Regions from separate parts of the Homo sapiens genome. Here regions 2, 3, 4 and 5 are each linked to region 1. The links are chromatin contacts, found by Hi-C or POLR2A ChIA-PET in ENCODE. All regions are on one chromosome and are shown on one strand. The core of a region is the stretch at or near the end of the contact, and the rest is flanking DNA. Distances in the headings are between cores, read along the strand shown. Region 1 holds the start of RAB29 (RAB29, member RAS oncogene family). Region 2 holds the start of MAPKAPK2 (MAPK activated protein kinase 2). Region 3 holds the start of DSTYK (dual serine/threonine and tyrosine protein kinase). Region 4 overlaps RASSF5 (Ras association domain family member 5). Region 5 holds the start of IKBKE (inhibitor of nuclear factor kappa B kinase subunit epsilon).

Evidence for each region. Hi-C counts contacts between places; a loop is a spot of excess contacts on that map. ChIA-PET counts read pairs that join two places held with the same protein, here RNA polymerase II (POLR2A). Pooled maps may share reads with other maps.
Region 2: a pooled map shows a loop between it and region 1 (4-fold over the local background). The contact joins the promoter of MAPKAPK2 here to the promoter of RAB29 in region 1. A Hi-C loop is called at or near these places in 6 of 50 pooled maps. POLR2A ChIA-PET finds 5 or more read pairs at or near these places in 2 of 52 experiments (activated CD4-positive, alpha-beta memory T cell and endothelial cell of umbilical vein).
Region 3: a map of CD8-positive, alpha-beta T cell shows a loop between it and region 1 (6-fold over the local background). The contact joins the promoter of DSTYK here to the promoter of RAB29 in region 1. A Hi-C loop is called at or near these places in 1 of 168 maps with a recorded cell type or tissue (CD8-positive, alpha-beta T cell), 1 of 37 single-sample maps with no recorded cell type and 8 of 50 pooled maps. POLR2A ChIA-PET finds 5 or more read pairs at or near these places in 2 of 52 experiments (H1 and OCI-LY7).
Region 4: a pooled map shows a loop between it and region 1 (8-fold over the local background). The contact joins the enhancer-like site here to the promoter of RAB29 in region 1. A Hi-C loop is called at or near these places in 6 of 50 pooled maps. POLR2A ChIA-PET finds 5 or more read pairs at or near these places in 2 of 52 experiments (WTC11 and activated CD4-positive, alpha-beta T cell).
Region 5: a pooled map shows a loop between it and region 1 (5-fold over the local background). The contact joins the promoter of IKBKE here to the promoter of RAB29 in region 1. A Hi-C loop is called at or near these places in 3 of 37 single-sample maps with no recorded cell type and 6 of 50 pooled maps. POLR2A ChIA-PET finds 5 or more read pairs at or near these places in 2 of 52 experiments (GM10248 and activated T-cell).

The regions. Positions count from the first base shown.
Region 1 is chr1:205,771,820-205,777,363 of GRCh38, forward strand. It overlaps RAB29 (RAB29, member RAS oncogene family), which reads right to left and starts at 3,663. Exons shown (of 6, transcript NM_003929.3): 1 at 3,454-3,663; 2 at 3,014-3,267; 3 at 677-748. The coding sequence starts at 3,137. RefSeq lists an enhancer at 2,528-2,577.
Region 2 is chr1:206,682,081-206,688,164 of GRCh38, forward strand. It overlaps MAPKAPK2 (MAPK activated protein kinase 2), which reads left to right and starts at 2,825. Exons shown (of 10, transcript NM_032960.4): 1 at 2,825-3,428. The coding sequence starts at 3,150. LOC124904495 (a long non-coding RNA gene) reads right to left here and starts at 2,726. Exons shown (of 3, transcript XR_007066833.1): 1 at 1,661-2,726; 2 at 1,271-1,463; 3 at 60-1,030. It overlaps LOC124904496 (a long non-coding RNA gene), which reads left to right. Exons shown (of 3, transcript XR_007066834.1): 3 at 827-908. RefSeq lists silencers at 2,801-2,980, 3,441-3,490, 3,501-3,590, 4,001-4,090 and enhancers at 5,430-5,991, 5,992-6,084.
Region 3 is chr1:205,208,457-205,214,037 of GRCh38, forward strand. It overlaps DSTYK (dual serine/threonine and tyrosine protein kinase), which reads right to left and starts at 3,246. Exons shown (of 13, transcript NM_015375.3): 1 at 2,815-3,246. The coding sequence starts at 3,079. RefSeq lists silencers at 2,576-2,625, 3,046-3,175.
Region 4 is chr1:206,577,317-206,583,513 of GRCh38, forward strand. It overlaps RASSF5 (Ras association domain family member 5), which reads left to right. Exons shown (of 6, transcript NM_182663.4): 3 at 5,953-6,063. It also overlaps a transcript of EIF2D not described here. Among named protein-coding and RNA genes, the nearest start is that of EIF2D, 32 kb to the right of the region's middle. Within about 2 kb of position 2,780, at least 24 of the 41 ENCODE cell types and tissues checked have a DNase peak (open chromatin) inside an H3K27ac peak, as active enhancers do.
Region 5 is chr1:206,467,105-206,472,737 of GRCh38, forward strand. It overlaps IKBKE (inhibitor of nuclear factor kappa B kinase subunit epsilon), which reads left to right and starts at 3,372. Exons shown (of 22, transcript NM_014002.4): 1 at 3,372-3,594; 2 at 4,052-4,141. RefSeq lists enhancers at 1-743, 744-1,607, 2,282-2,919, 2,439-2,748.

The DNA.
Region 1 (5,544 bases), core at 2,413-4,912:
GGCAGATTCCGCACCCAGATTGCTCCAGTCCAAATCCCTGCTCTGCTGCATACTATTTGACTTCGGGCAAATCAAGCTCTCAGTGCTTCAGATTTCTCATTTGTAAAGTGAAGATAAAAGCAGTCGCTTTTTTTTTTTTTTTTTGAAACAGTTTCCTGCACTCCTGTTGCCCAGGCTGGAGTGCAGTGGTGCCATCTAGGCTCACTGCAACCTCCACCTCCCAGGTTCAAGCAATTCTCCAAAAGCAGTAGCTTTTATGATAGGGTTGATGTGAGGATTAATGAGTCAGTGAATTTAAAATACTTAGAAGAATGCTTGGCACATAGTAAGGATTCACTATTTTTACTGTATCTATTTTCTGGGGATCTTGTTTTTCACCAAGGTCAGCCTTAAACCTAGAAAAAGCACCCTCCCCTGCTGTGGGAGTGTCCACCTATAGTCTGGACAATCCACCACCTTGCCAGCCCCTCCATCCACATAGAGACTGCTCCAGATCTATTCAGGGCAAAACATCTACAAAAGCTCTGCACCTATTCAGCTCATGTGTCCTCAGAGCAGCTCAATCATTCCAGCTTCAGAAAAACAATTTCTGGCTTTGCTGCCCCATTTTTTCCTCAGAGCTTTCTAGTTAAATCAAAATTTCTTCCCTTGTTCCTATCTAGCCCTCCCACTTTACCTGCAATATCCCACAGCTGAAGCCGCACTATCTCGTAGTCAGACCACTGGAGAACCTTCAGAGCAAAATCCACTGAAAATATATGTACATTATACTTTAATAAAATTTCACTGTAAAAAATTAATAGGGATAAACTCAAATCAAATAGGCAGTGAAACCCTATGGACACACAACTCCAATCCCATATGTTTAACTTTAAGCCCTCAATTCACTGAGATGAGTCCACATGCGTGTATTTAGTGTGAGATGGATGATTCATACTCACTCTCCAAAGGGGTTTCCAGCTTTTACTCTACTGTCAAGCTCATTTATTTGCTACTGTTTGTCTCCAAGACTGGGGGTGGGAGTAACTATGAAAACAATTCTCATTCTCAGGTTAAATAGTTTCTGGGAGATTTAGGGGGTTTTCTCAGGGAAGGGGTGATGGGGGAGAAGGGGGAAATGAGACAAGTGTGGTTGCTTTCGTATCTTCCACATTCAATTTCACTGTTGGTTTCTAATCAAATTGTATTATGAAAAGAACACACCCTGGGGAACTCTACATCCACCATAAGGTTGCAGGTATTATCTTGGGCAAGAATGGAATAAATGGAAAAGGTCCCAGAGGAGTCCCAAGAAGAAGACACTGTGTGGATGTTGCTGAAGAGTCCTGCTGGAATCTACCACCAAGTCTGCAGGTGCTGAGACTCCTTAAGGCTGAGTAAGTATTCCATGGGGAAAGCCTTTTGGCTAAGGAGAGAAACAGAGTAATTTCTGAGGTTTGGAAATATTATCTTTCACATCTGTGACAGGAATCAAAGCTAAGGGAAATTTAGACTAAACACTGAAAAAAAAATTAGCCAATTATATTCTTTGCTAAAGGAAAACTACAGCAATTGTTAAAAATTAACTATTAATAGCAGGCCACTTTTAACCCAAATCCGTGAAATAGGGACCCTTATATTATTTAGGAGTGGGAGGGCAGAGCGGTCAGGATAGAGTGTCTGAAACTTTGAACCTTTAATTTTGCCAGACTTAAATTTTTTGTTCCTTTGTTTTTGAGACAGGGTCTCACTCTGTTGCCCAGGCTACAGTGCAGTGAGTGGTGCGAACGGGGCTCACTGAAGCCTCGACCTCCCCAGTTCAAGCAATCCTCTCGTCTCAGTTTCCCGAGTAGCTGGGACCACGGCTACTTTCTTCTTTAATTTTTGTAGAGGTGGGGGTCTTGCCATGTTTCCCATGGCTGGTCTCGAACTCCTGGGCTCAAGCAATCCTCCCGCCTCAGCCTCCTAAAGTGCTGGGATTGCAAGTATGAACCACGGTACTGGGCCCTACTGGGGGTTCTTAAGGAGAATGTTTTAATTGCAATGTAAATGTTTGTTAATTTCTTTTTAAACTTCCATATGAACAGGAGCACACATTTTCAATTTTTCCATTGGTACGAGTTTTCCCCCCTTGAAACAAGTTCTTTTAACAGAGAGAAATAAAATTTTAAGTTACTCTCCCCCATCACCAGCTCTTCCTAGCTAAATACCTTCTAATTAACAATAAGGCATTTCTGCCTCTGAAAAAATAGTTGAGTCCAAAGGCCACACCCGGGAAAGAAATGAATGAACTCGGTGTCCCCTTCCTCCCTACCTTCTCCAGTTTGAGGAAAAAAGTGGTGGGAAGATAGGTCAGAGAAGTGGTATATTTCACATTCTTGGAAGAATTCCTTGGTTACCTTTATTTAAGCAATCAACGGACAAAAACACAGCTCATCAGCCCTCATGGGCATCTGACTGCGTAGCCAAGGGGCTCGTTCGGGGATTTTGTGTCTTCCATCCCACCCACAGCCCCACAACAAAGCTACAGTCCTTCAGACCAGTTCCGCTTCCTGCGTTCTCCCACTGAAGCCAGGTTAAACACCTTGCGGTTCCTCCCTCAACAGAGGGGCAGGACTACAGCCCCAGCCGGCACCTAACCAGGAGGCCCCACAGAGGATCTCAGCTGCTTCTGCTGATTGGAGAGATTTGCCGGACAGCTGAAAGGCTGGAGACTTAAGTTCACAGTACGCCTGCAATAAACAGCAATTGCTCATCCTCATCCTCCCTTCCCTATTTCTCATCTTCACGCCTTTGCTCTTACCTTTCTCCTGGCAGTGGGCTCAGTTTGGGAAAATCTAACGGGAAACTCAAGAGAGGCGTGTAAACCAAACACCCGGCAATTACACCATCTAGGTTCCCAGACAGTACTTCCTGACCCGAAGAAGGACCCAACAACCGACAGCAAATCCCCACCCCACTTGGGTCCCCAGCTCGAGTCCGCGGTCGGGGCCTCCTCCTCCCCCTCCCCCTCCCCACCCCCGAGACGTCTCACCTCCCACCGTGGACTTGTAGTGTTTGCTGAAGCTGTCCTGGGAATATCGCTGCACCAGCGACGTCTTGCCCACTGCGGCGTCCCCCACCACCAGCACTTTGAACAGGTGGTCGCGGCTGCCCATGGCTAGCGGGGTGTGCGTTTTAGGGAGGCGGGAAGTGTGGTCGGGGATCGGGGGTCGCTCGTTTTAACCCCTTTGGATCCGGACCCTCTTCAAACTGAAGTGAGGCATTCCCACCCACCGCCTGTCTGGGCTGCTCTGACGAGAAAGCAAAAAAGGAAACTTTGCACTCAACCTATACGCGCTTCCTCCCCGGGCGGCCGCAACCTGGGTGGGGCGCAGGGCGCGAGCTCCGAGCCCCCGGCTGTTCGCACCTTCCCCACCCCCTCCTGGCCTGACTGCCGAGAAACTGGACCAGGCGCCGCGGAACCTCACCCACCGGGACTTCCCCCGAGCGGCTCCAAGTCAGTGACTGAATCCCAGTCAGCTCCTTACACCACTGGGGCCAGATGATGGGGACCCTCCCCTTGCAGCACAAACCAAATTGTGAGGAAGGAGCAGCCGGCACCTCGATTCCCTAGACGCCCTCCCGCGCGCCTCTCTCTCCCCTTCCTCCGCAAGCGTCACGTGCAGGGTTGCCTGTGGCACTACATTTCCCAGCTTTCCTCGCGGTAAAGAGAACCAGCCGAGTGCGGAGGCTCACCGCGAAGCCTCCTGGGAAATGTAGTATATTCGTTATTTTGTTTTAAGCAAACCTACACCAAGTTTCAAGGCTTCAAACTCCCTCGACAGTTTGGAATCTTATTTTGAAACAATTCTAGGTCAGTAAAGATCCCTTAAGGGGAGATTTGTGCAACGTGATCTCACTGGCCTGAATCCATCCCCAGATAGTTTTCTCCTGTCTTTAAAGGTTTAACTGAGTTAAGATTGAAACTTATTTCATTAGTAAAAGCCCAAGCCTCATCCATCATGCTCCAAGTGAAGTCCATTTCCTATTCCTTCAAGTAGATAGACAAGCCCAGGACTTTGTGAAATGACTCATATTTTCTGTGTGAACTTGCCCAATACCAGGCAAGTTCAGGAAAACTTGACCCAAGAGACCAGTCTTTGGAAAAAAACCTATGCCAAAAATTACAGCATTTAATATCCAGCAATAACAATAAAGATGGACAGAAAACAAGAGACAGTTCTCCATTCATACTTCTACAATGCCTATTCTAGCCATACTACTCATGTATCACTTGAGCTAGAAGCTAATTGAAATACACTGGGACTCCTTCTTGATTTGTTGTGGCTGTTGTTAATAGATAATCATAAAACTAGTGTTTGGCAAATAATTTTAATTTCTCAGCCTGTAACTTTACTGACCTACCTGTCACTTGGGTAGAAGTTGGCAGGACATGAGCTCAATGGCAAGCAAAGAGAGCTCCATTTTCTATACTTTTCTAGGAATAGAGGAAGAGAACCAGCGGGGCCATGGGAAAACAGCCCAGGACCAGACACTAGGAAATCTAGGTCTCTTGATAGAGAGGCTATCACTTATGTTTTGTGGCGAAAGAACATCAGCATGGTTCACAATATATTTTGCCCAGAATGTTCGTTACCCAGGTACAGGAGGTTAGTTCAAGCTACTCATCTTTAAGGATCCAGTTTTCTCTGTTCTTATTCGTTTTGACATAGTTGACCACTCCTTGACATTTGTTTCCCTTATGCCTTCTATGACGCTGTTCTTTCTTTGTCATCCCCGTACTTCTCTGATGATTATCTTTTTCTTTCAGGTTTCTCTCCATCCCATTTCCCGCTAAGTATTTCCTAAGGCCTGATTCTTGGTCTCTGAGTCAATCATTCGATAAACTCTTTAGTGAATTGTCCTTGGTGTCAAAGATCTATCTTCACTTTATTTGTTCTTTATCTCTGATCAGTGATATTCTGTCAAGACCAGCTCTGTTGGGGAGACCCTAACCCAGTGGCGCTAGAGGAATTAAAGACACACACACAGAAATATAGAGGTGTGAAGTGGGAAATCAGGGGTCTGATTTCCTTTAGAGCTTTTAGAGCTGAGAGCCCCGAACAGAGATTTACCCACGTATTTATTAACAGCAAACCAGTCATTAGCATTGTTTCTATAGATATTAAATTAACTAAAAGTATCCCTTATGGGAAACGAAGGGATGGGCCGAATTAAAGGAATAGGTTGGGCTAGTTAACTGCAGCAGGAGCATGTCCTTAAGGCACAGATCACTCATGCTATTGTTTGTGGCTTAAGAATGCCTTTAAGCGGTTTTCCACCCTGGGCGGGCCAGGTGTTCCTTGCCCTCGTTCCTGTAAACTTACAACCTTCCAGCGTGGACGTTAGGGCCATTATGAACATGTTACAGTGCTGCAGAGATTTTGTTTATGGCCAGTTTTGGGGCCAGTTTATGGCCAGATTTTGGGGGGCCTGCTCTCAACATGTCCCTCTTCTCTGATTTGCAAATTGATAAATGCAAAGGCAGCTTTGTCACGGTGAGCTACTTCTCGCAGGAGTCAG
Region 2 (6,084 bases), core at 1,575-4,074, 910 kb after region 1:
GTTAATAGTAGATAAAAATAGTACTTTCTATTTGCATAGACTTTCAAGTTTTAAAGCGCTTTTACACATCCATAAAAACTGTTTATTAAGTAGTTCATTACAGATGGCTAAGAGCCTGGTGTTACACAAATAGGACTTTGGACTGCTTCCTGTAGGAAAGTTTTTATTTTATCCTTGCACAAGCCCTACAAAGTAGGCAAGGCAGATGTTATTGTCACTATTTTGCAGATGAGAAGGAAGGAACTGAGAGAGCAAGGGGCTCTCATGAGGTTACATAGCGAGTCAGTATCAGAATGGAACTTAAGACTCAGGATCTCTTGGCCAGTGCTTCTGCATTTAGCACATCTTACTCCTCAATTATTCATCCACTAGGCGTTTATTCTGTTACATGGCACATTGTGCTCATGTGTTGTGTTCATATATGTGTGTGTTTTCTGGTGCTGTGTGTGCAGTTCATATAATCTCTATCCACTATGTATGTACCCTCAGAGTCCCTGTGTGCCCCCTAGGCCTATTTGGCTCTTGCAGCTCCGGGAGGACTCTCAGGTGGGAATTCAGTTGTCCTGTTATTCCTAGATCATTGGGCCTCACCATCTCCCTGGAGCTCCAGCTAGGTAGGAAAGCAGCTTTGATATCAGGAATAGATCCGTAGGCCATGAGCACAGAGCAGAGGAGCAAGCCAGCAATGTCTAAATAATGGTGATATTTAATATTTCATGATAATGTATAGTTTATGCTTTAGGATGTGTTCTCATAATTACTATTTCATTTTATTCTCTCTCAGCCCCGAAAGTAGATTTTGTTGTTTTTTTCTTTTCTTTTTCAGATGCTGAGAGATGTTACATGTCTTGCTCAAGGTAACCCAGTTGGAGGACAGTCTTGGCTTCAGCTCATTTGTCTCTAGATCCTGTCATCTTACCACTGTGCCTTGCTGCCTCTGAAAAGGCAGAAGGAAGTTATTCTCTTTCTAGCTTTGTGGAGAAAAGCAGGTGATACCTCAACACCAAGCCATAGGGAGCTTCCAGTGACTCTGCAAAGAAAAAAAAGACCAACTCAGACTCCAGAGCAGCCCCACCAGAGCCTGAGCAGTTGGAGCCTTCCACCTTCCCACCCCTGCGTTCCTCTTGTCCTTGGGCATCTCCTGTGTGTGCTTCGGGGAGGTGATAGCAGTGCTATAGAAGTAGTGGAGTGAAGATGTTTTCCTATCCCCGTGGCCTTAGATAGTGTCTTTGTCTTTGAAGAGTCAGGGGCATCTGGGGAGCTGTCTAACCGTATCTATCCTGTAGACTCGGGAGGAAGCTGCTGGCTGCTGTAGACAGAAGAGAATCCCTGTGCTTCGGGCTCCTAGGAAGGTGTCTGCCATCCTCTCTGTGCCACTGTTATCTGTCTTCTTCCCCATCAGATAACACCATCCACCGCTGCAGGGCTGAGCACGGCACCTTGTACATGGAGCTAAGCAGATGCTGCTTGAGAAGAGCATATGTTTGTGTCGGGGGAAACATGTCTCTCCTTGGTCCACAGAGCCCTACCTGCCCCAGGAAAGGACAGTGTTGGGAGGGTAACTCCCACCCCTCACTCCTCCCCCTCATTCCTGCCTCCACAAGCATCTTCTGGGAAAGGTGAATGAGGGAAGAGACATTTGCACTTGTCCCTTACCTACCTAAGTTCTATCCCCAGTGGCCACTTCTGGGGGTGTTGTCTTCTCTCTGGAGTTTTGGGGGACCTATTAGGGGGCATGTGTGGCCATAGGTCAAGCCTCATTCTCTAACTGGCCTTACCAAGACTTAAGCTGAGGTTTTGTGTTCACCTGTCTGGGTTGCTTGCCATTTCTCAAATGTTCTGCCAGTCAGAGGTGGGAGGAGGTCGGCAGGAATGTACTTGGTCATCTCGAACCCCATCAGAATGTGTGTGGAGGCCTCCTGGCAGCTTCTATGCAGGGTCCAGCTAGATCCCTGGGCTTTTCCTGAGATACACGGGGCTAACCCACTTCTTACGGATTAATTTTTCCACATCGGAAATCAGAAGCCATTCCCCAGGGCCTCCCCTTCAGTTTCATTATCTCCTTTGACTCTGCCCACAACCTTTGAAAAGGTCTCGCTGTTCTTCCCACGGAGAGAGAGGTGCAAGGCTTGCTCAGCCTCACACAGCCAATCCGTGGCAAAGGATGGCGGGAATTCAGGTGGCCCCAATCTCAACCCATCCTCTTCCCACCCTGTATCCTTTTTAGTTTATTTACAGGAAAACATGTTCAAAGGTATAATTACTAAAGTGCTCCTGGTTACACAATAATACGTCTTTACTGAAAAACAATAAATTAATGAGAAAAGAGATGCAAAAAACCTCAGAGGAAAATGTTGAAGTTAGGGAAATATTTAATACGCCCGCCTTTGGCTCACACCTTTTCCTGGGATGAATGACCCCTGTGATTCCAGCTCCCCCCCACCCCCACGAGGTCTCATCTAGCTGGATACCTACAAGCCATCCCTGTCCTTGGAAATACACCCCTCTCCCAATTCGCTGCCGCTAAGAAGCCCAGACAATTGGAGAGGAGTGGATTTTCCATCTGAATTATGCAGCTCCTTTGACACGCCTCCCCTCTCCCTTTGCATAGCCTTGGTTAAGAACTAGCATTTCTTCGTCCCCTCTCCCTGTCCCCTCTCACTGTCCGCGAGGCAGCAGCCCCCAGCCTACTCCGCGATCCTCCCAGCTCCCGGCACCGCGCGTCCTCCCCTTTAAGGCCCGCCCCTCCCCCCACGCCACGCCTCCCCAGGCCCCGCCCCCCGCCCCTCCCCTTTAAGGACCGGCCCCGGACGCAGACGAGGCTGTGACGCGGCCGCCGGCCCGGGGCTGGGTACATTGTCGCGCGGCCGCTTCCCCCCGGCCGGGCCCCCGCCGCCCCGCGGTCCCCAGAGCGCCAGGCCCCCGGGGGGAGGGAGGGAGGGCGCCGGGCCGGTGGGAGCCAGCGGCGCGCGGTGGGACCCACGGAGCCCCGCGACCCGCCGAGCCTGGAGCCGGGCCGGGTCGGGGAAGCCGGCTCCAGCCCGGAGCGAACTTCGCAGCCCGTCGGGGGGCGGCGGGGAGGGGGCCCGGAGCCGGAGGAGGGGGCGGCCGCGGGCACCCCCGCCTGTGCCCCGGCGTCCCCGGGCACCATGCTGTCCAACTCCCAGGGCCAGAGCCCGCCGGTGCCGTTCCCCGCCCCGGCCCCGCCGCCGCAGCCCCCCACCCCTGCCCTGCCGCACCCCCCGGCGCAGCCGCCGCCGCCGCCCCCGCAGCAGTTCCCGCAGTTCCACGTCAAGTCCGGCCTGCAGATCAAGAAGAACGCCATCATCGATGACTACAAGGTCACCAGCCAGGTCCTGGGGCTGGGCATCAACGGCAAAGTTTTGCAGATCTTCAACAAGAGGACCCAGGAGAAATTCGCCCTCAAAGTAGGTCTGGGGCCCGGGGAGGGGAGGCGGGGCCGGTCCCGGGCCCTGGAGCTCCACGGCGTCGGGTGCCCGTCCCGGCCTGGGTCGCGGCGCGGGGCGGAGGGGTGGCCGCGGCGGGGCGGGGCGGGGCGGCCGGGCCGGCGGTGCCGAGTGCGGCGCGGGCGGCGGGTCCCAGCGCCCTCGCCTCCCTGACCGCTTCCGGCCGCTCCCGGGCGGGAGCCCTGGGACCCGCTCCTGGGGACTCAGGGGACCCTGCCATTTTGGGGTTTGAGCGGGATCCAGCCGAGTCAGAACGGTTGGCTTCGGGACTTCTGCTAATTTCACTCCATCTCAAGGAAGTGATTTTGGGGTTGGTGGTTCCCCGTCCTCTCCTCCCTCCTTTTTCTCTCTCTGCGGGCACAAAAGGCCCATTACTCATTGAGCCGGTTGGTCGGTTGGTTTGGAGAAGTCGGATCGCAGAGGTTTATTTAGCCTCGCTCCTTATTTGGGAGCCGGAATGTGTGATTTCACTTCCCCGAGCCTCGCGAGGGCAGCCGGGCCGCCTTGGGGCGCGCCGGGCAGGAGGTGTGCGGCGGGAGGGTCCTGGGTGTCCCCCGGCTGCGGGGGCGGGATTATTTGGATCCCGGAGCTGGCCCCCTCAGCTGGCCCCCTCCCACGCCCGCGCGGGGCGGCTCCGGGGAGAGGCCGGCGGTGTCCGCGGCCCGGCTGATCATTGTGAACAGAGTCTGTAACCCGCGGCCGGGCCCGTGCTGATTCCGCCTCCTAGAGAGGGCCACTTGCTGTCCTGGACTCGCGCCGTGATGGGCAGTCTGAGGAAACATTATCCTTGAGCCGGGGGAGCCCATCCCTTTTCTTTCTTTAAGGGGTGTGGTGGTGGGGAGAATAAGGATTCAAGTGAGAATATCGACTTCAGAAGTTAAACACAATGGACTGGGAGGTCTCATGAGATGGGTGGGTCCGCAGTGAAGTGTGAGCCGGTCTTGCAGGGTCACCAACAAGGTTTTCCTCTCACAGGGGTTTCAGGTCAAACCAATCTCTAAAGGTGACGCCTCAGGTCTGTTTCCCCTGGGGTGTCTCAATGATTGGAGGAGGAGAAAAATACTTCCTGTGTTATATTTTTCTCTTCCCCTTCAGCCCCCACAGCGAGCTGTATTTCAGTTGTCAAGTACAAAACTCAGAAATGTGGTATGGGTGGAACTATTGGAATATACGATCAGATGTTTTAAAAGAAACACCAGTACTTCGGGGTTGTACGGGGCAAGCATGTTCCATTTCTAGATTTTAAGGCCTCTAGAATTGTTTTCCTGCTGCTCTCATACTCAACCCTGTTACAGTGCTTTGCTTTCTACTGTAAGTTATTGCTCTGGGATCTCGGTTGTTGTTTAGTGTTGACTGTTGGAGAGGGGATAAGTATCTTCAACACTTCAACATTTGTGTCTTAGACTTCTCTTTCCCTACTCATAACTGAAGGGAAAGGAGGAGGAGGAGTTGTTTGGATTGAGCATGGCTCTGACCTTGGGGACTGGAGTTGGGTGAATACAGTTTGACCACAGTTAACCTGTATCATTGAGGAAGTGACAGACGGTCTTTACAGGAGTGTTTGCTGTCCCCTCTGAGACACCATCTGCCTTCACCCATTAGTAGTTTGGGGACACTGGCTGTTCATTCTCTTGGATATTTGGAATATTATGTAAAGACTTCAGAACAAAAGCTCCCAACTTCTGCTCTGTATTCTGTTTAATAGACACACGCACAAAATCATCCTATAAAATGCTTTTGAGTGGCAATTCAGATTTCTCTTGTAACTAACGAGAGAGAGGTTTACATATTTTTCTACTTTGAATAGTTTTGGAAGGAAAAATCCAGCAGCGTGTTAAATAACACTCATAGTTTATCCCTCTCAGGTTAGAAGTGGGCGAAGAGTGAAGTCAGTCTGTTTTGACAGGCAGCCTGCTCCCAGATCTTTTAAGTTGACTCAACTGTTAAATTGTGGATTTCCCACACACGTCTTTGTGTTAAAACTTAATAATGGAGGAAGAAAGGAGAGACAAGGCATTTGGAGACTGACAGCAGTGTTAACAGCACTTCCATATCCAAATATTGGCTGAGACATAATTACAGCTGTGGGGGGAATCTGGTTCAAAGAACGCTGTTCCAGAGACACACACCAAAGAGATTTCTAGATCTTGAATTTTGATTAACCTCAGGTGCTGAGTAGTGAAATGGTTTTCAAAACCAGAAGTCTAGTGATTATAAAGCAGGAGAGGAAGATGGAGTGGGGCAAGAGGGATTACCCCCTTGGGAAGGTGCCTGAGAAAAGGGGAGGAGACCTCTATTCTACAGTGTGCCGAGGCCAATGCTGGGGGCTAGGGCAGAGCTGGAGGGCAGGAGCCCAGCCTCTGCTGGGGTTCAGAAGTCTGCTATGTTGCAGCCCTGAGAGTTGATGGGAGCTGGCAGCTGCTTAGATGCTCTCCTCTCTGCCTATAGTCGGTGACCTCTTAGCCCTGTTAAGTGAAATCAGCATTTGAAAAAGAGTCCCAGCTCACCCTGCTGCTTCTCTCCCTCCACCTCAGAGAGCTCCCATTTAAATGCTTTTGGTGGGTGCTTTGACCTCACCTCACCATCTCTCCTGGCTGCTTTTGCTAAGTTCTGAGTC
Region 3 (5,581 bases), core at 1,996-4,495, 560 kb before region 1:
ACATCAACCTAGAGGCACAGTTCCATTCTGAAGTGATGCTTAAAACCTACAGGTTTGTTAGGGTAAGAATTGAGTGTTCCTTCAACACCCAAGTTCCTATTAATCAGAGACTAACATTCATAAAAGAAAGTTGAGGACTGGGTGTGGTGGCTGATTACTGTAATTCCAGCACTTTGGGAGGTTGAGTTGGAAGGATCGTTTGAGGCCATGAGTTTGAGACCAGCCTGGGCAACAAAGTGAGACCCCATCTTTACAAAAAATTTAAAAAAGAAAGTTGAGACAGTCTCTGAATAACTTGACCTTACAAAGATGGCCTGTAAATGGGGAGAACAAGAGCTAGTTGTCTTTTTAGGAGTGATTTCTACTTTCTGACATGACCACCTAAACAGCTAGGAAAATGCATCCCTCAAATATACATATTAAGTGTCCCTTCACTAACTTTCCTTGGTGCATTTTTACCCCCAAACTCTCCACGCTGAAAGGAAGAAAAGCATTTTATGGAACAAAACCAAATTGCTCCCACTCCTGCCATCTGCACCCTCCCAGGTTTTTATCTGGGATGGACAGACTCCCGATGGTGAAGAGAGTTAAATACGCAAAGATCAGTTCATGATGCAGTCAACTGGAAAAGCCAATGAAGTGAAATGCAAAGGTATATTTGTATGTCTTAAGTTGTTTTTTAAAGAATAAAAACAACAGCCAACCAAAGTGCCTTGAAAACCTCCATCTCTCTGAGGTTAATCAATTCTCTTTGTTTTAGAAGCAAGTCTAAAATAAATAGTTGTTTTAAAATAAAAACAGCAATAAAGGGCTTTTTAAGATAAGCTGTGAGAGAAACTTCCGAGCAGGAGACACCTCTGGAAAGCACTGTTATGGGTGCGGGTGAAAGTACACATTCTGGGGATCGTCTCAGAAAACATTAGCCCTTCCCATCAGCTGTTTTCTGGTAGCCTCACAGATACTGGTTCTCTCTACAAGTCCATTCCAGGACAGTATATTTCTGGACGTAAGATGTCAAAGACTAGTTTCAGAAAAACTAGTCATCCCCAGAAATGGTGATAAAAATAAGATACTAAGATCATGACAGGGTCCTAAATGATACCGTTCCATTTAGTTGGTTTGGATAGGAATTTAAAAAGCCTTATTTTACCTTGTAACATAAAAGGAGGGGGATGACTAGTTTTTCTGAAACTACTAGTTTTTCTGATACTGTCATGATCTTAGTATCTTATTTTTATCACCATTTCTGGATTCCCAGTCGGATGTAGGATATTAAGCGCAAAACTTTGGGAATATAAGACCTAACACGCAAAGTCAGAACAATTCATCCAGTTCTAAGCCTTGTGTTCAAATTTGCTATGAGCATCTAAATTCATGGTTCTGAAAGTATTTTAACGGACCACCTGCATCACCTTCCCCAGTGTCTTTTATTATTACTATTATTATTATTATTATTATTATTGAGACAGAGTCTTGCTCCGTCGCACAGGGTGGAGTGCAGTGGCACAATCTCTGCTCACTGCAACCTCCGCCGCCTGGTTTCAAGCGATTCTCCTGCCTCAGCCTCCCCAGTGGCTGAGATTACAGGCCTCAACCACCACACCTGGCTAGTTTCTTATATTTTTGGTAGAGACGGGGTTTCACCATGTTGGCCAGGCTGGTCCCGAATTCCTGACCTCAAGTGATCCGCCCCGCCTCTGCCTCCCAAAGTGCTGGGATTACAGACGTGAGCCACCGCGCCCGGCCTCTTCAGGGTCTTTTCATGTTAAATTAGATTCTTAGGACCCACTTCACACACCTATTCAATAGGAATTTATGAGCTAGAGCACGAGACATGGCATTTTTAATACGCCCCTGGGGTGAGTTTAATACACACTTTAGTTTGAGAATCACTAAATTAAACCCACAGACTTCTTTGCTGTTTTGTCCCCAAGATATCTATCTACGTGGAATGTCAGTCCCTTCTCCCTTCCAATCTAAAGTTATTTCCTAATTAGACGCAGTAGTTAACAAATCCTCCAGTTCCCCACCAACAGCAGTTTAAAAGGAAGCAAGACGTTAGGAAAGATTAAAGACTGCACGATTTTAAGTGTTTGGGGGCCTCTGGCACATCCTAGAAAGAATCATGCAAGAAAGAACAAGAGTAGCTAGTTCTCCATTGGCTCAGGACCAAAATGATCCCTTCCCTCTCTTCTTCACCTTAAGCATGAGCAACATCTCTGGCAATTCCGTGGCACCCATCAGATATGATTTCCTCTGGCGACCCCCAACCCTATTTAGAGAATGTCCCCTCTTCACAGAGCTGCCTCATGATTGGTGTGAACACATTTCACATACATCATCAAACCCACACACCCGACTACAGTCCCATGGCCTCCTCGGACTCCCGGGACTCGCTGCCGCCTCTGCTCCATCTCTAAACTGGGGCTCTGACCCACAACGGCGCACGCGCCCGCCCCCAACTCAGAGCAACTTTCCCCACTCCTCGGATTAACTGCTACCCTCTCCGAACGCCGGCCCGCCCCAGGTCCGTCAGCGCACACCCCGGTCCCCGGGGTCCCGCTCCGGGAACTCCGGCCCTCGGTTGCCCCTGGCTCCCGGTCCCCCAGCGGGCCCCTTCCTCCCCTCCTCAGAAGGATGCCCTCCCAAGGTATCCCAGATCCGGCCGGCCCATGCCCGGGGACCCGGCCACACGACACGACTGCCCCTTTCCGCCTGCCCGAGAAGACTCGGGCTTGTTTTGCAGGGCAGGGGTGCGGTCCGTCCTCCGATTTGCCTCTCCTGCCCTCTCTCCCTCCGGGCTGCCCTCCTTACCCGCCTGCAGCCCGGTTTCGGCGACATCGCCTGCAGGGCCGCGCTCGGCCCCGCCGCCGCCCGTGAGGGAGGAGAGACAAGTGTGGTTGTGGGAGCACTTGATGTCGCGGAAGAACTTCTGGGTCTCGCGCAGGTTCTGTCGCAGCCGTCCCAGGTAGCGGCGGTAGCGGCCGAAGCCCCGGCACAGCTCGCGGATCATTCCGCCGCCGCCGGGGCCGGGACCCGAGACGGGCTCGCTGCCCCATGGCACCCCGTCGCCCTCCATCGCCTCTGCCCGCTCTGTCTTTGCGGCTCGGTCCCCGGCCGCAGGCCCGGCCTCCCTCCTCCCCGCCCCCCAGTGCCGAAGGGAGGAGGAATCCGCCTCCTGACGCCCCCGCCTGCAGTCAGCCTGGCTCCCAACCTCCGTCACTGCCGTTGCAAACAAACCAAACCGCAGTGCGCCGCTATCGGAACCTTTCTCTCCACTATCCAGAAGCGTGAGGGAAGGATCGCTGGAGGACACCCTCGCCGCGGGGTCTCCTGGGACTTGCAGTCCGGGCTGGGACCAAACGCCAAAACCTCAAGGCTGGAGAAGGGGAGGCTGTGGATGGGACTGATCCCTTTTGGAGAAAACCCTCACTCGTTCTTGTGTTTTCGCGCTCTCTTCATTTTAAAAAGTGTTCCTAATCCCTCTATGAGCGTCCCTGAGGAGAGGGAGGAGCTGCAGGACCTGAGTGCCAGCAGAAGTGGGGGGGCCTTACCGAAATCGTAGCGAAAGATGTTAATAGTAGAGAAAAGGAAGGAAACAAGACTGAAGACAGTCATCTCCATGGCTACCCTAAGTGGCTCTCTAGTGTTTCGGATACAGTAGATACTGGGGAATCGGCTAAAAGTACCCTGGAAATCGGCTGAAAGTACCCTGGAAATAGGGAAATCTCTTATATTTGCATTGCGTTCCCCTTTTCCAACTTTCCTTCTCCAGACTTGGAAAGGAAGGGTGTGAAAGGATCAACAAGAGCTGTAAGCTGAACTTCAGTGGGTTCCTGAAGTAGGGAGACCGGACTGGGTAAGGGGAAGTTGAGGTTTGTAGCCTTCCAAACTATTTCTGATTATCTTAACTTGGTTTCTGCTAATATGGAGGACTTTCATTGACACACACAGTCACAGACTCCTGGACACAATTACAAAGGGGGCAAAACTTGACGTCACCTCTTTTGTGCTTCCTGAATTATCTCTCCCCTCTTCACCAGGCACAGAGCCCATCTGTATCTTTCTTGCTATAGAAAGACACCGTCTTTTACCTAGGCCAGACTTCTTCTCTGATAGGCTACATGATGTAGTTCCTTGACTGAAATTAAGAGGAGATTTGAGTTTGGATCTGGACTCTTCCTATACCTTGCATTGTGATCTCGGGCAAGACCCCGTTTCATCTTCTATAAAGTAAGGGTTTAGAATGGCAGATCTTTAAGCCCTTTTGGTTTTAAATTTTTGTGAGTCCTGCTTCAGAAATTTTACTTCTCCTGACCTCTCATCGCAGAACACCCAGGTGTTCTTAGCCAAATGATGTCGTGATATTTGGATTAATTGTTGTAAGATGTGAAGGCCTTACCTTTCCAGGGGCATTAGCATTTTATAAAAAGGGGTCACTAATTCAAATGAATCTGTATTTGATAAATGTCTGTGAGGGCTGACTGCAAGGAGGGAGCCTCATGCTCCTTCCCATTTACCCACTCCCCCTTCTGCCTTTTACTTGGTCACGTATTTTCCATCAGCCATTCTTCTTTTGCAAGATTATATTCCCCATGCAATCCCCAAAGGTTCAGTAAAATAGAAATGAAAATTAAAAATGGGAATTTTAATACAAAGTAGATACTATTTTTAAAATAGAAGAGCTGTAAGAAAGCAATGTGTAATGATTTGCCACACACACGAATTTCTAGCACAGGAGATCAGATAAGAGCACTCAAGCTGGAGTTATCCAGAAAAGGAATCTATCTTGAAGAAGGGGCAAAATTTAGATAGGTGGAAGTAATCAGAGAGGGCATTATTTCAGGTAAATATCACAAAGCCCACCCTTTTAAAAACTATTCCTTAGTACTTTGCATTTATTTTCAAAATAAGTAATACACGAATGTGGTATAAAATTCAAATGGTGCAAAGGATATATAAGGAAAAACTAAGTCTTTCTTAGTTTTTCTGTTCACCTCCCAGTCACCTAGTTCCCCTCCCAGGAGGCAACCACTGTTGTAGATATAAATCATGTATAAATAGATCCTATATATGTATTTATATATGTGTATGCATGTATTTTAAATACAAATGATAGCATACGTAATACATATTTGATTATGGCCTTGCAGACTTCTGTACCAAAACATAAAGGTCTGTTTCATTCTTTTTAACTGTGTAACATACTACCACATGGATTGGCATGTTTTATTTAACAAGTCTTCTATTGGCGGACCTTTAGGTTTTTTGCAGTCTTTTGATATTAAAAACAATACTGCAAGAACTAATCTATGTACATCATTTTGAATATGTGTAAGTATATCTCATACCTATTTTTGATCTGTTGAGAAAGGCAATAATTTTTTGCTATTTAAAATCTTAAAAAATGCAAGTGACAATGAGCCCTTTGTAAATCATAATAACTTACCAATTAAAATACATATTTTCTTCAAATATCTAATTCAAAGGACAAATGGAGAAAATAAAGTTTTGAACGGTAAGAAGAGAGGGTTTAAGTTGGTATAGAAAAGTATTTCCTGGCTGGGCACAGTGGCTCACA
Region 4 (6,197 bases), core at 1,530-4,029, 800 kb after region 1:
CTCAAGGAAAATGAAAACTGAAATTGGCTCAGAGGGGTAGAACTTTGCTTTCCTGGGATGATAGTCACCATACATGCCTTTGAATGGGTTTGGTGATTTTCAGAACACTTTTGTACCCATTATCTCATTTGATTTTTACCTTCACATCAATCCTGTGAGACAATAAGGGATTTTTATCCCAAATGTATAGATGAAGAAACTGAGGCTTAGAGATTATCTGACTTTCTCAAGATCATGTAGTTAGTCATGGGAGTCAGAAGCCCAACACACACTTGTGTTCATCCTGCAGGTACTTAACCCCTACTATGTGTCAAGCTGGCACTGGGATCTGGGACACCATAGAGGACAAGACAGGCGTGGGTGCTTCTCTCACAGAACTCAGTCTAAATGGAAATCCAAGGCTCACTGCACTGTAATTCCTAGAAGAAATTAAGACCTTTTTTGTCCACTGTAGGCAATAGGGGATCATTGAAGGTTCTTGAGCAAGTATTTCCTATTTGCCTCATGCTCAGAGGCACCAGGCACAGAGAACAAATTGAAGTATGATGTAAGTCATTAAAGAGCTTTAGTCTAGTTGGGAAGAAGACCTGAGATGGATGAGTCTACTTGGAGGTTAATGTAAGCAGCCAGGCGCGGTGGGTCACACCTGTAATCCTGGCACTTCGTGAGGCTGAAGTGAGAGTATTGCTTGAGGCCAGGAGTTTGAGACCAGCCTGGGCAACATAGCAAGGCACCTCATTTCTACAAAAAAATAAAAAAAATTAGCCAGGAGTGTGGCACATGCTTGTAGTCCCAGCTACATGGGAGGCTGAGGCAGGAGGATTGCTTGAGCCTAGGAGGTCGAGGCTGCAGTGAGTTGTGATTGCACCAGTGCACTCTCGACTGGGTGACAGAGGGAGACATCTCAAAAAAAAAAAGTGTGTGTGTGTGTGTGTGTGTGTGTGTGTAAGTAGATGCTTACTTAAGTGCCAGATAGTATAGTGTTGCCTTTAGATGTAGGTTAGCTTTAACCTTCCTGTGGCTCACTTTCCTTGACTGTAAAATGAGCATCATAATAGTATTTTTTGTGACACATTTGCTGTGATGATGAAATGAGCTAATACATGCTAAGTGAGTAGAATAGTGCACGGTACATATTAGCTGTAGTGAATCATCGTCATCATTCAGGGCTGGAGTGATCAGGAAGAGCTTGACAAATAAAGTGACTTCTGATGGGCAAACAGGTGTGAGATGATTCAAATCGTGGGCCAGAAGGAGGAAAGACTGACAAATTTAAAAAGAGTGAGAGTGAATTTTTTAGCAAAAATTAGGTTTGTGATTTTGGTCAAGAAAAAGTAGGCACGGATGTATATAATAGCTGCAGTACTGCCGGTGGGACACACGTCCTCCTCAGCCCACCCTCATCCTGGGGACCCCCTCTCATTGCCACAGCATTCCTGGGTGCCCTGGGCCCACCTGGGAATACCAGAAGCCACGTGACTCACTCAGAGCCTCTCCTTAGGGCATTAGGTCACTCTCCAGTCACCAAAATTAAGATTACATATGTCATTGATTAGAGTGCAGAAGTAGGGTTTTGTTGCTGTTGCTTTAGTGATAAAATAAAGAAAAACAGCTTAGGGCAAATCTGCCCTGAGTTAGGCCCCAGACGAAAGGGGTATGGTCCTCCTTATTTTGTTAAGAATATTTAAATGGAAGCATTAGAGAATCACTCAGGGTCGGGGTGTCGCTGTGAACCCCTAGCACCCAGCCTCTTTACATGGCTGTTCCCCAATCACCTCCAGAGCTAAAAGAAGACATTGCCCTTTTCCACCGCATAGGACATGTGAGCACAAACCTGTTTTTCACCAGTGCCCTGGACATGCCAAGTGCATTGGGAACAGCTCAGCCATCTGCCACCAATGCCAGGGGCTTAATCGGAATAGATGAATTCCATGCCAGATGCACTGAGATGTGTGAGCCCCCAGGAGAGACACCTCACATGCCAATGTCTATATTTGTTAAATCATAACAGAGTTCCCTATTCTGTCTCTATCTTGGGCCACCCCAAGAGGCAAAACTGTCTGCTTGGTTTCTCGCTTTGTACCCGTGGACAGATCCTTAAGAATCTGGCAGGTGAATAGGAATCAGAGTCTTTGTCTTATCCTCTGAAGATTGCTATAGTATCGATCTCGCTCTCATGGCAGATAGTGCCTGTTAGGTAAACCTTTGGGGTGTTTGTGTGTTTCTTGGCACCAAGTGTTAATTCAGCAGCTGGATGAAGACCCTTGAGGTCTGGAATTGTTGTGAGGGGTCTGTCTATTTCAGTTCTTTTCGAATGTTGCTGCGAATTAAAATCAACTAGGAGATTTTTAAAATTCCCATGCCCAGACTGCACCCCAGACCAATTAAATCAGAATCTCCAGGGATGAAGCCCAGGCAGCTAAGTTTCTAAAGATCCCCCAGATGATTGCACTGTGCAGACAAGTTTAAGAACCACTGGTCTGGATTATACGCCATCTCTTGGGTGGAAAAAGGATCCGTGAGCCCTCGTGGCTGTGGCTGGCTGGCCTAATTCAGGAGGTGATTCATTTGGTCCATGGGTCACATCTTGTCTGCCAGATATTTTTGTGGGCAGCAGCCATCCCAGACCTGGGTGCTGGCATTCCATGGCTGTGACATTCGTAGTGTTGGCTACACACGGGGCTCCTGGCACTCCCAGACAGGGCTTCCCATCACCAGCCAGAGGGCCAGGCCTCAGAATGGTGAGGTCAGGGCTGCTGTCTTTTGAGTCAGCCCTGGAAGGCAGAGGTGCCTGTGGCCACTTGCGTCACTTCCCCGCGTTTGTGGTGGGAAGGGGAGAGATAGATGGGTCTATCTGCTGAAGAAAGGGGAACAGGAAGAAGAAACCCTAGGCTAAGGCAGCTTTGCTTCTCACTGTATTCAAAATCAAGCCTTTGAAAGCCACAGCACAGCTGCCTTTTCTTACGGGGAAATGGCTCTAGCTTGATTGGAAACTATGAGAGGAGATCTTTCCGAAGCTTCTAGAATTTTCTTTCCATTACTTATTTTTTATAGACAAGTATGAGAAAGCTATTACCTCCTGAGGAGCAATAGCCTACATGCGTCAGAGACAGAGTGAGTGTATAATAGTAACCAGACAACGGGGTCTTTCTAATTAGAAGCTCCCAGCGGGAAGGTATAGGGGTAGGGCCAGGGTCAGGCACATCTGGTCCCATAGACATGTGCTCAGCTGGCAAGGACTGAGGATGGGGAGCTCTGGGAGCTACCCAAGGGAAGGGATGAGGAAAATGAGAGGCTTCACTGTGAGAGTCCCCGGGTTAATGGACTGACAGTGAATGAAGAGAGTCTGTGAGGCTCACACTACTTGCTACTCACCTCCGGCAAGTGGGAGATGGCCAGAGCTGCTTGCCCTTGGGTGGTCTGCAACAGAATCAAGGTTCAGTTCCAGAGACCTGGGAAGGCACACAGGAGAAGGCTGGGCCCTGCATCCTGGTGGCTGCATCTCACTTGAGTTAGAAGTCCTTCCTTCCCACCTTCACAGGTGACATGGTGCCTCTGGGGCCTGACCCGCTGCTTAGACTCATCTTAGATGAACATTTCACAGATCAGGTAACTTACAGGCTTTGGTTTAACAGCTGCTCATCCCAGCCCCGCAGCACAGAGTTTCAGTGATCATTATGGGTGTGGCAGGCCGGCCCCTTCAGCAAAAGATGCCGTCCCATGGTGGCTACATGGTGAATTGAGAAGAGCATGGGCCTTAGATGGATTTGATTCCAGTTCCTACTTAGCTTCTTACTAGCAGGGGACCACAGGCATGTTTCTTAAACTCAGCCTCAGTTTTGTTATCTGTGAAATAAGAATGACATACATAGTATGTAAGAGAAGGTATGTGAAAGTACCCAGCACAGGCTGTTATTAATAGGTCAGGACCCCTTGGGGAGAGTACAGCGGGAGCAGACAGGCCAGGGAACGATGCCATGATGGAAAGAGGATGTCAGAAGCTGGGTGCGGTGGCTCACACCTGTAATGCCAGCACTTTGGGAGGCCAAGGCGGATGGATCATTTGAGGTCAGGAGTTCGACATCAGCCTGGCCAATATGGTGAAATCCCGTCTCTACTAAAAAATACAAAAATTAGCTGGGTGTGGTGGTGCGCACCTGTAATCCCAGCTACTTGGGAGGCTGAGGCAGGAGAATTGCTTGAACCTGGGAGGCAGAGATTGCAGTCAGCCAAGATCGTGCCACTGCATTCCAGCCTGGGTGACAGAGGGAGACGAAAGAAAAGAAAGAAAGAAAGAGAGAGAGACAGAGAGAGAGGGGGGAGAGAGAGAGAGAGAAAGAAAAGGAAGGAAGGAAGGAAAGAAAGAAAGGAGGATGTCAGCTGTGCTGAGGGGTTGGAGGTGGGAGGCTGGAGCCACGCCAGCTCCTCTTGGCAGCCAGAGCCTGACATTGCATCGGTTCTGTGGGATTGGAAAGTGGAAGGAAGTGATGGCAGGTTGTTCAGGGTGGCGTGTCTCCCACATGGCTTGCTGAAGGGAGGAAGGTAGGGCAAAGCTCTGTCACGGAGGGGGGGCCCTGTTGTGTTCCGCGGGGTGGTGATGTGACGTCGCGGCAGCTGTGAAATTCCCCAGCCAAACCCAGACACCCACAGGACAGTGTCAGATGGTGTCAGAGTCATCCCTCACTGGGCCTCAGTTTCCTCATTTACCAAAGGAGAATCCTGATCCACCCCAAGTCTGCTACACTTGAACGTCAGGCAAATTCTGGGTGGGTTCTGACCAACCAGTTCCCACACTCCCAGCCACTCAGGGACAGTGTGAAGATAAAACCGGGAGGTGGGTAACAGTGAACTTGAGAGAGAGCCAGAGAACTGACTGAGGGACAGTGGCTTCGACCCCAGAATTCACCCCTGTATTGTCTCTACAAGGTGAGGGCCATTGACCTCAATCTCCTCAATTTCATTGTTCACTTATCCTTCCCAGGGGGTGGGAGGAGGAGGGCATCTGGGAACATATGAGAAGAATGAACACATGGTCTCACAGGAGGAACACAATGGGACAGACCTGGAATTTCTGTTTCATTCTGTACATACTGACTGTAGGGTGTGAGGCAGGTTGCTAAACTTCTCTTAGTCTCAATAGTCTCACCTGTAAGATGGGGTAATAAACTATCTTACAGACTTCTGGTTTGTGAGAATCATATGAGATAATGTATGCCAAGTACTTGGCACAGAAGAAGTGCTAAGTAAATTCTAGGTGTCCCTGTGCCCAGTAGCGGTTTATCTCCTCTTTTATGGTAGAGGGGGCTACAGCCCTTCATCCCTGCCAGTTCACTCGTTCATTTGACAAATAGATATTTACTTCTTGCTATGTGAAAAGCACTGTGGCAAGTGATGTGGGGCCTGGACTGGTCTCTATGTGTCCTTGGTCCTTGGGATCTAAGAGAATTCTTGTCTTCCCGATCAGTAGTATATACTGGCACCATGGGTAGACGCCTGTCCCTCCAGCTGTGTTGTTACTTCCTTGAGGAGACAGACCATGGCTTGTATTTCTTTGCATCTCCCATAGCATCAAAGAAGCATCTTTTCCATAGCAGCTTTCCATAAGCAAATGCGGCTCTGCTCATTCACCAGATTCATAGTCAGTGCCTGAGTGCCAGACGCTTTCACACTAATCTCAAGACAAGCCTGTGCAGTAGGTATTGTTCCCATTTCACAGATGAGGAGACTGAGGCTTAGAGAAATCTGAGTTACTTCTCCAGGAGGGCTGGCTAGACACTGGCACAGCTGCAATTTGACCTCTCATTGTCTCACTCCGAGTCCGTGCAGTTAGTTCCACTCTGCAGGGCTGGATGCTCACTTCTTGGTTAGAGAGGCTTTGGGGAGGGCGTGGTTGTTCCCTTTCTCACCCTGAGAACTACTACACATCCACCTCCACTTCTGTGTCTCTTCCAGAATGTCTGTAAACCTGTGGAGGAGACACAGCGCCCGCCCACACTGCAGGAGATCAAGCAGAAGATCGACAGCTACAACACGCGAGAGAAGAACTGCCTGGGCATGAAACTGGTAAGCGCCCGTCCACCCTCAACCTGGCCCCTGCTCCACCACCCGCTTCGGGTTTGGCGCCTCTGCCCTCACTCTGAATTCTGTGGCTACTCCCTGGCAGGTCCCCTCCCTTTCCTCCGGCCTCCAGAGGCCTC
Region 5 (5,633 bases), core at 2,122-4,621, 690 kb after region 1:
AGGAGAGGAGAGGGTGAGCTGCAGGGTACAAGCGGGAGGGTTGGCCATGGCCACTAGAAGAGGCTCAAGAAGAGGCACTTCCTGCTGTCGCGTGGGAGGGAAGGCAGGTGAGTACAGACACAGGGCAGGCAGTGGATGTGGGGGAGGAAATGAGGGGGTTCCCTTCTGATTGCTTCTTTTATCTAAGCGAAGTTTAAGGCAAGGTCCTTAGCTGACAGTGTAGGAGGGAACAGTGCAGAGGAGGTTTGAAGAGTGAAGACAATGAGAGAAACACTTGCTTTTCCTCGAAGAGAGACGACGCTGGCACCGGCGCCGATTTCCTTCAGTGGCCTGGATGCTGCCTCACAGCTTGTCCCACTGCTTGGGGCCATAGCAGCAAGATTGGCTGCAGTGTTTGTCCCTCCTTCTGCACCCAAAGCTCCTAGCCAGAGCTGACCCCTGAAGGTGACAAAGAGCTGGGCTCTGAGACCTCGTCCCTCAGCCCTTTGCCCTTGTGACTGAGCACAGCAAAAACGTATGGCCTGGCAATGCCCCCCAGCCTCTTCCATATGCACCCCAACCAGCACCCGAGTCCTTTCCCCTCCCCTTTAAGGCACTGGGCCGGCGAGTCAGTTGTGAAAAACTGGCTCAGGCCCCTTAGAGGTGGAAAAAGAAATTAATATCTTTTCAGAGCAGACCAGGTGCCAGGAGCTTCATCTCATTTTACTTTCAAACCAGCCCTATGAGAAACGTCGAGTGACGTGCTAGGGTCATCCACAGTAGGTGGTAAAATCTGAACTCAAACCTCCATGGCAATGGAGCTAGCCCCTGCCCTTCTTACTATACTTTCAGCCTCTTTGTAGAAGTCACATGAGATTTTCTTTCTGACAGCTGCTGTCAAGGGCCGCCCTCTTCCACCTCTGGTCCTTGCACTACCCTTGGATTGCCACTTCTATTTCTAGGACTCCTCAGAGCCACTTGGGAACACGTGGTGGGGACTCTTACAGACTTCCTCTTCCCTTCTGGAGCCCGCCAGCCCCCTGCACCTTCTCGGATGCAACCGGCTGTGCTGCCCGGCTGGGGCACAGGCAAGACATTGCTTCACTGTGTCCACACAGAGGATGTGACCTCACAGAGGATGCGCAAGGAAACTTGATCTGTCACGGCACATGGCTCCAGGCCACCTCTACCTCTCTCCCTTTTCACAGCCTCAGTCCGGCTCTTCTCATGCTTCTGTGCCTCTGCACATGTGCCCACAGCCTGGAATTCCATTCCCCCAGCCCCCTCTCCTCTGCCCAACTCCCCTTTTCCTAAAGTCTGGCCAAGCAACCCTTCTGGAAAGCCCTTCTTGATCACCTTCCTCCCCGCTGCGCGTCTGCCACTCATAGCATCTGCCATGCCATCCTGGACCTCCAGGCTCCTGATGGGATGCCCACCTTTACATCCTGAGCACACAGTGCCTGCCTCATAGCAGGTGCTAGACACATGGTAGTTTCCTTTGAATGTGCTAAATATGCTGGGAAAGAGATTGACGGAGAGAGGAAAGTAAGAGTGCTGGTGAGGACCCAGCAGGTTCATCAGGGAAAAAAGTGGGTAAACATTACGGATTGTCTAAGTTATGTAGCAAACCTCGGTGCCCTAAAGCAACAAAGGCTGATTTCTCACCAAAGCCAATGTCCCTTGTGGACCAGCAGGGGAACTCTGCTCAGGACAGTCACTCAAGGACCCAGACTAACAGAATCACACTGCCAGAAAGCAGAGTTCTGGGAGGGTCTTGCATCAGGAAATAAATGCTTTGGTGGGGAACTCACATGCTCCCCCTATCACAAAGTAACTAGGATGTGCAGTTCTCCCATGTGCCAGGCAGGCAGAAACCTGGGAAGACTAGGCTGGGTGCAGTGGCTCACGCCTGTAATCCCGGCACTTTGGGAGACTGAGGCAGGTGGATCAGGAGGTTGGGAGATCTAGACCAACCTGCTCAATCCACCTCACCAACCACACAGTGAAACCCCATCTCTACTAAAAATACAAAAAATTAGCCACTGGCTCACGCCTGTAATCCCGGCACTTTGGGAGGCTGAGGCAGGTGGATCAGGAGGTTGGGAGATCAAGTCCAACCTGTTCAATCCACCTCACCAACCACACAGTGAAACCCCATCTCTACTAAAAATACAAAAAGTTAGCCGGGCATGGTGGTGCATGCCTGTAGTCCCAGATACTTGGGAGGCTGAGGCAGAAGAATCACTTGAACCCAGGAGGTGGAGGTTGCAGTGAGCTAACATCATGCCACTGCACTCCAGCCTGGGTGACAGAGTGAGACTCCATCTCAAAAAAAAAAAGCAAGCTGGGAAGACTGGGTGGAACATGAGGATCTCAGGCACTCAGGCACATTCCTCCTGGTCCTGATGTGAGAAGTTGCAGCAACTCCTCCAGCTGGAGGTGTTATGGGGAGTTCTCTTTATCTGAGCACTAGGCAGTTCTCAGCTCTGCTCCTGTTCTAGTGTCACTGTGGGAGGGGTGGGGCTGGCGGAGGAAACCACCAGGTGTGGCCATGGGAAAGTCCCTCCAACATTCTATAGAAACATGGAATTTCCTGGTTTTAACCATTTCATATCCAACTGCCATCTCTGAGCTGACCAGAGCAGGACAGACCCCTCCAGCCTCCTAGGACATTTGATGTGGGGCATCGAGTCCTGGCTGGGAAGTTGGCACCTGGGTGCCAGCCCCAGCAGTCTCTGAAGAGCATGGGTAAATTACTGAAGTGTGTGGGCCTCCATGCCTTCAATGCCTTTCTGTAAAATGCTTTCCAAGCTCCCAAACAATTCCAAATATATCCATGTCATCCAATCAACCCACAGAGTAGCTGTTACTCTGCGGGTGAGTGAGCTGGCTGGGAGGGGCTGCATGCTGTGTGCTCAGGTCACACTGGAAGGCATCAGCTGGGTCCCCGCGCTTGCTCTCGGACCTCTGCAGGCCTCCTGGGAAGGTGACTCAGATCCAACTTCTAGGACTGGATCGGCATAGCTCCCACACTTCCTTGGGGTTCCTGGGTGTGGGAGCATGGACTTCCCAGGCAGCTTTCCACTTAGTTAACTTGCCCAACCTGCTCTGTTGACTCTGGGAAGAGCCCTGAACTTCCCTGCTCCAGTGAACTGTGGGAGATGCCAAAACAGCACCCAGCTGCCCATCAAGATTACCAGAAGGGCCCCAGTTCCTGGCTTCTCTGTGGCTCACACTCTGGTCCTATTGCCTACCCTTGGGAACTCAGAGCATCCTCTTTCTCTTTTCTGCTGAGCTGGTGGCTGCACCGAGTTGCCTCTGTCTCTTTAAGAGAGAAAGAGAGAGCGAGAGACGGAAATCAGGAAGTGCGAGAGAGCTGAGAGCCAGGACTCAGTGCTGAGCTTGGTGTCCCACCGCCACAAGGAGGCAGGGAAGAAACCCACTAGTCCCAGCTCCTGGGGTGGCACAGACATTGCAACTGGCCCTGCCTGTGGGTCCTAGGGGCCCTTGGCTACCAGGAGGCTAAGAACACTGCTCATGAATGACAGTGAGCCCTGAAAGCTCTGGGGGTGTCACCCAGTCCCACAAGCCTGCATCCCCTGCAGTGGAGATGGGGTGAGTGTGCAGCGTGCGGAGGGGGGTGGGGGTGGAATGAGGGGCCAGACAAGGGGCAGCTGCAGGGCAGCTCAGCCGGGTGCAGGGGTGTGGGCTTGTTGGCAGCGGTGCTCTCACATAGAGCGTTGTGTGTGGCATGGAGGTGAGCCACCACGGGCCAACCACAAGCCCTCCCTGGGCTCTGCTTACCAACACCCAAAGCCAGCGATCAGCACCCAGCGCCTGCCCTCACCTTTCCCGGGGTCTTTCTCCCTGGCCGGAGTCTCAGGAGTAGGAGACGCTGGGAAAGGCTCCCTGAACAGTTTGGGAATAGAGCTGGAAACCCCCAGCCCAGCCCTGTGGGGGAAGGTGACAAACAGGAAAGGGTTAAAGGGCTAGGGCCGGCGGCCTTTGATGGAGGCTGAGAAGCAACTGCACTGAGGGGCGCCTCTCATCCGCCCTCCTCTTTCCGGTGTAGCTCAGCTCCTGGACGTGCCACAGACAGAAAGCATAACATACACTCGCCAGGAAGAGCCTTTGCCTGACTCAGGGCAGCTCAGAGTGTGGGGTAAGTGCACTTGGCCACAGCAGAGCCCTGAGGAGGGAGGGGAGGGGAGAGGTGGGTGGGTGGTGTCTCACATGCTTCACTGTCCACTGCTCATTCATCCAACCACTGGCTGAGGGCCACTGAGCCCTTCTTTGCACCAGGTGCTTGGGGTGGTGGGGGGAGGATCTGCAGAGCGTGCAGAGTTAAGCCAGATGTGCCACAACCAGAGCTCCCGGGCACAGAATCCAGGGGCACACCGCTTGTCTGGGGGTCTGCGCTTTGCACCTCACTGCCTATTATCCCAGAGTCCTGAGCTGTTCCTTGCCCCAGTATCAGAGCCCTTGGCCTTGATTTCAGCCTGCTGTGCTCCAACCCCAGCCCCAGCCCCCAGACCTGCTGGCTGCCTCCAGCCTCAGCGGGGAAAACCAGACCCACTCATTCATGCTGAGCTACTGTGTTGTCTTCAGGAAGCCTCTCAGTACCTCAGTTGCTTCTGTGTAATGTCCGCTCCTACCTGATCTGAAACTAGGAGTTGACCACCGATCTCTTCAAGGGGCCTCTGGCTCAATGAAATGACATTATCAAGGATTTGCATTTTTAAAAAAGATTACACAGAGAAAAAGTTCAGAGCGAAGGAACATAGGATTCCAGGCATGGCAACCCTCAGTTTGAGAACCTGTAAGATGTTAGAACACGAAGATGCCTTTTCTAGTCTAGCGTTATTTAAAAGTATTTAAGTGGCCAGGCATGGTGGCTCACACCTGTAATCCCAGCAATTTTTTGGGGAAGCCCATGTGGCCGGATTGCCTGAGCTCAGGAGTTCAAGACCAGCCTGGGCAACATGGCAAAAACCCATCTCTACTAAAAATACAAAAGACAGCCAGGTGTGGTGGTGCACACCTATGGTCCTAAGCTCCTCAGGAGGCTGAGTTGGGAGGATTGCTTGAGCCCAGGGGGTGGAGGTTGCAGTGAGTCATGATTGTACCACTGCACCCCAGCCTGGATGACAGAGTGAGACCTTACGTCAAAATAAAAAAAAGAAAAAGGAAAAAGAAAGTATTTAAAGGATGGTGGCCCTTCTAATGCTTCTGTCCCCAGGTATCCCAAAAAGGCCAGCACTGGCCTTATTTTTCAAAGAGAAATTGAGTTTAACTTCTGAGGATACACTTTCTGGTACTAATTGCTTTAGGAGAACTAGGCTTTGGGGAAAAGATGAGGACAAAGATGGGAAACAGAGTTGTAGGGGGTTTCAGATTCTCCCAATGGCTGAATGATGAATTTTGCCTCCCCTATACCCTGCTCTCACACACACACCCACACCCTTCTCCCCAACGCCCTACACACATACACACACACACACTCTCACACACACACACACACACACACACTCTGAAGCAGCCCCATCTCTCTTGGAGCAGTACTGGCCCGGCTGTCAGCTCACAGCAGCAGGAAGTGGTGGGCCTGGCAGGCAGGCCAGCGGGGGCTGGGGGAGTGGCTCTGGACTCATGTTGCA